2 separate regions of the Mus musculus genome follow, and region 2 is linked to region 1. A link is a contact called in ENCODE Hi-C or POLR2A ChIA-PET data. All regions are on one chromosome and are shown on one strand. The core of a region is the stretch at or near the end of the contact, and the rest is flanking DNA. Distances in the headings are between cores, read along the strand shown.

Region 1 (2,526 bases), core at 18-2,517:
TTGTCACAGTCCACAGACTTAAGTTTCTCTAAATGTAATTAAGTAAAGTGCATGGTAATTAGGGCCCAAGAAGGGTTTAAAACCTAAAAAGTTACCAAAATAAACAAAAAGAAAAACACAGAAGCAGGAGATGCCTGTAATTTAAGGGTAGAGTACTTCCTAGTATGCACAAGGCCCTACCTTCAATCCATAACAACCTCCCCCTTCACAAAAAAACAAACATGAGTACCATTCGGTTTCAAAACTTAAAACCCAAACAGGAAGGTGTAAGAATTCGATATTACTCAGACTCTACTGAACAATCCCAAATCTGTGGTTTAAAATATATGTGTGTGTGTGTGTGTGTGTGTGTGTGTATCGCTGGGCGTGTAATCCCAGCTCTCGGAAGATTTAGACAGGAGGTTCAGAAGTTCAAGGTTAGCCTCAAAGCTGTCTTTTAAAAACCCAAACCAAAACAACAACAACAACAACAACAACAAAATAGCTACCATTAAAAGAATTTTTTTCAACACAGTACAACTGCGTAAACCTTTCCATGGAGCGTCCTAAGTAATTTAGAGGCTCAAGCTGAGACCCAGTGAAACACGCCAGATAAGATTACTCATTGTTTTTCTCAAAAGCAGGCCCCTTAGGAATCATGTGGTAAGCGGTAAGGCCGTTCTGCATTACTCAATGGGCCCCGATGAATAATGATACAACTCACTTAGGAGACAGACCCTTAGGGCAGGCTGGTCGAGCCACCTGCGCGCAGCACGAGGGAGGGCTGCGAGGAGCCTGGTGTCCTTCAGATCCAAGGACGAGCCCGGGTTCCGTCCACCGTCCACCGTCCACCGCCCTCCGCCAGGCTCCCGGCCCGTCCGCAGGCCTCGCCCAGAGCCACCCTCCGCCTACCTCTCTCTTGGGCAAAGGTTCGGTCCCCAGAGGGCGAAGCGGGCCACAAGACCGAGCTGCCACCCGGGCCCGGCCACTGGGTTCGCACCACGGGGCCACCCCGGCTCCCCGGGCTCCGCGACGAACCCGGGAAGAGGGGAAAACAGGGCCGCGAGCCCGGCCTTCCGCGCGCCCCAGCTCCGGGAACAGCCGTCAGCCCGCACGCGGCGCCTCCTGCGCGTCCGCCCCGCGGGCCAAACAAGCGGTCGCTCCCACGGCGACGCGACAACGGTTCCCCGGGACTCACCCAGGTGGAGAGGCGGGCCTGGAGACTGTCCCGTCACGGAGGCGCTCCTCGCTCAGCTGCACCAGCCTGTCCGGGGCCACTCTCTCGACTGCCAGAAGGCTGACGCCTTACGTCACTTCCGGCGACGGAAGTCCACGGGAGGGCGGTCCCGGGTGAGGTTCCCGGATGAAGAGCAGGGGTGAGGGTGTCCCGGGTCGAGCTGTCAGCTGACGGACACGGGATGCGGTCTCGTGGGTGGGGTCCGCAGCATCGCTAGATAAGGCCTTAGTTGCTGTTGTGCTTCGCTTTCTCGAGGTCGCACAGCCCTCCCTGCTGATTAGGGCGCATCTTACACCAGGAGGGCGACAGAGGTTGGGAAAGAACTCCCGACTCCTCCCGGGCCGCAAGAGCGTGCAGGAGGATTCCTAAGCAGAAGATGAAATACCACCCTCGTGTCTAATACTGGTTTGGTCCGGCTTTATTTCTCCTAGGAAGTGCCTGACCCCAAATTGCCCACAGAAAGGGACATACTAGGTGTTGCCCTGCCTGGAAGGGACAAACGTTTTCCCCAAGAGGATTCGCCCAAGGTCACCAAGATTTTCCTGTCAGGCCCTACTTTGAGTCCCACCCTTTCCTTCATGTTTGATTCTTTGCCTACCATGAGGTGAGCAACTTCTTCCAACAGGAGTTCTTCGCTGTGTGCAGCTTCACTGTAGACACAAAGGGAGCAAGTTTAACTGAGAACTGTTTGAAACTGTGACACAAAAATCTCTCCTCAAGCTTGATTATCTCAACTATTTTTGCAATAGTAGATGCAAAGCCAAGACTCCCATAATTTTGTTCCCCTGGAAATTAGTGAAGCTCAGAATCTTGTAATTTACAATCTTATAATTATCTAGTATTAGGAACAACTGCTACATAAATCAAATATTTTAAAATACTGCCCAAGGGCTGAAGACGTGGCTCAGTGTTGAAGAGCACTGTTGCACTTCCAGAGTACAAAGGTTCGCTAAGTTCCCAGAACTCAAACTGTGGCTAACAACCCTGTCACTAGGTTCTAGAGGTGGATCTAATGCCCTCTGACCATGGGAGACGCTGACCACCCCAGGTGAACATATATGCATGCAGGCAAAGGATACACATATAAAAAATTATTTGGCTTGGAGAAATGGCTTACCAAGTAAAAGCCCTAACTGTTCTTGCAAAGGACCGGAGCTCAGTTCCTAGTTCCCACGGTGGCTCACAACCAGTGTAACTCCAAATCCAGAGGGTTGGATGGTCTCTCTTGGGCTCCTGTCACACATTTGGCACAGTGCACACATATGCACACACATACACACACAAAATAAAAATAAATCTTAAGGGAAAAA
Region 2 (2,526 bases), core at 9-2,508, 91 kb after region 1:
TCAAGGCCAGTTTTGGGTATATGGTGAGCTTGTGCCCAATCTAGACTACATAAGACCCTGTCAAGAAATAAAGAAAAGAAAGGAAGAAAGAGGAAGGAAGACAGACAGTAAGAGGGAGAGAGAGAGAAATAGAGAAGGCAAGAGAGAAAGACAGAGAAAGGAAAGAAGGAAGGAAGGAAAGAAGGAATGCACAATACCTTTGGGTATTGAGAGTAATATAAAAAAAATTCTTGGTCTTCACAGTTACAAAGCTGTGTTCTTGTCCAGATTTACCAACTATTCTGTGACTCTGGGGGAGATCACTTTTCTTCTGCAGTCTTCTGTCTCATCTGTAGAATAAAAGCAGTAGATTACACACGTTAAATAGCCGCCAAAAATCTCTCTTTTTAGAACAACAAAGCAGGCCAGTCAAAATCTAAATAGAAACGCTGTTTTCTTCTTCTTCCGATTGCATAAAGCTTTCTAGCTGGCAAAGAGTAACCTATCAGCATAACAGACTCATCTGCTCAAAACTGTCTTTAGTCCCATCCACTGTATGGTGACTGACACTTTACAATCCCCTATTCCCACACCCCTTCTTAACAATTTAATAAATTAAGAATAAAACTCTTAAGACGTGGACTCAGGGTCACATTGCTGACAACCAGTGAGTCTAACAGATTAGAGGCTCCTGACTTCCCCATCAGTGGTCTTTGCTCTGGTTTTTCCAGCGCTTACGTTAAAAGATAGATTGACTCTGAGCCCTTCCCAGGGCGCACAGCCTGATTAGAGAATCACTTTCTCCTGACCTAGGAGGACTCAACCCGAGAGGCTCTCGGGGCCGGGGAGAGGTAAAACGAAGAGGCGATCGGATCAGGAGGAAAGAGGTGTTGTGTTGGGCTGTTTACAGACGTAGAAGAGCGGGAAAAGGGGTGAACAAGAGCGAAGTTACGGAAGGGACAGTGGCAGAAAACTCAAGAGCAGCATCTGAGAAAAAAAGCGGTGTTTAGACAGAAAACGGTCCCGGAAGAGAAAACGACGTGGGAAAAAAACACACACGCAGAGAGAGAAAGAGCGAGCCCCAAGTTTACCATCCCCTGTGCAAGTCATCGGAGACTCCAGCCTCTGCCGCATAAGCAGCTCACACAGCTCTCCTGCCCGTAACCATTGCCAAAGATACGGTACTCGAGAACCGAGCAGAGAAACACTCACCGGAAACTCAAGCACCTAAGGCCGCTGCTTCTTTATTGACGGCTTCCGCTCCGGCGACAAACTCTTCAGAATAAGGCCCTCGCGGGGCCCCGCCCACCTCGCGCGGAGATTGCGTCATCTTAGGTGTCCCTGGCGCTGCCTTTGTAGAATTCCGTAAACCGTACGGCCCTTTTCCTCTCACTTCCTGTAGGGGTGGCCCACACGGCTACGTGTCTCCTCGGACAGGGACACCGGGGAACGCGGATTCCTGGCAGTACATATTCTGGTCAGGAATTCAGGCACCTCCCAAGACAGCCCGGCCTCGGTGTGAGGTCCCAGATCCTCGCAGCCGTGGCGGCGGTGGCGGCGTCAGTGGCGCGCGGAGAGGGAACCAAGCCGGGCGGAAGAAGTCGATTCCAAGGAGTTTCCGGTTCCGGTGTCAGTTCGAGGCGCCGCCGCCGCCGCTGCAGCCGCCGGAGCCGAGATGCCTAAAGGAGGTGAGGGGGTGGGCGCGCGTGGTTCGCGTGGCTTCTCTAGTGGCGGCCGTAGGCGGGCTGCCGCGGACCCCTCAGCCCGCGGGTCTGGGGCCTCTAAGAGATCCGCGCTGAAGGAGGCCATCCCCGTCGCCTCCCAGCCATGCGTGGGCCTCGACGCTCAATTGTCCTGCCTGGGAAGCCGAGGACCACAGTGGTTGAGGGCCTCTCCGTCGGGGATTTTTGAGGAGACTCACGGGTGCTGGGTCCTTGTCCTTGAGGAGAGCAGGACCCAGGAGTCTCGGCCAAGCCTCCGGAGCATCTGAAGTTTGTCCTCCCATTTGGCTGGCCGGAGACTGAGTCACCGCGTCCCGCGCTGGTGCGGTGCCTGGCTGCCTCGAGCATAAAATGTGGCTTTTGTGGAGCTTTTGAGGAGCCACGCCTGCCTCATAATAAGACCTTGACTTGATGATGTGGGACCTGGCTCTGATTCTCTCCTTGCACCGTAGCCACTAAGGATGTGCTTCTGAGCCAGTCGCCTAACTTCTTTGTGTCCCGGTTTTGTCGTTTCCAAAAAGGGGGTTGGGGTGGGGGACATTGATTATATTTTCCTCCTGTTATGAGAGAGGCATAAACTAGGTAGCCCACGTACTCAGCCCAGTGCCCCGCAGCCCCTAAATGTTCAGCTATTACTGTGTGTAGAGACCAAGAAAACAAGTGTTTCCCATCGTACATTGGTTTCACCCCTTAGAATCAGGGGTTTGAATACCAGATATATCACATCTTAAGTCTGTGGCCTCAAACAAAACTTTTCCAGTTCGTTTTCTTCATCTGAACTACAGGGGTATTAATAAGGCTTAGTTGGATGAGTAGGAGACAGGCG

What was found. Hi-C counts contacts between places; a loop is a spot of excess contacts on that map. ChIA-PET counts read pairs that join two places held with the same protein, here RNA polymerase II (POLR2A).
Region 2: a loop to region 1 is called in a map of gastrocnemius, with 17 times the contacts of the local background. The contact joins the promoter of Bud31 here to the promoter of Zfp655 in region 1. A Hi-C loop is called at or near these places in 1 of 37 maps with a recorded cell type or tissue (gastrocnemius). POLR2A ChIA-PET finds 5 or more read pairs at or near these places in 1 of 5 experiments (embryonic stem cell).

Annotation. Positions count from the first base shown.
Region 1 is chr5:145,230,483-145,233,008 of GRCm38, reverse strand. It overlaps Zfp655 (zinc finger protein 655), which reads right to left and starts at 1,267. Exons shown (of 4, transcript NM_028298.4): 1 at 1,178-1,267. It also overlaps Gm6287.
Region 2 is chr5:145,139,108-145,141,633 of GRCm38, reverse strand. It overlaps Bud31 (BUD31 homolog), which reads right to left and starts at 1,258. Exons shown (of 6, transcript NM_001310771.1): 1 at 1,192-1,258; 2 at 198-329. It overlaps Pdap1 (PDGFA associated protein 1), which reads left to right and starts at 1,609. Exons shown (of 6, transcript NM_001033313.4): 1 at 1,609-1,667. The coding sequence starts at 1,655.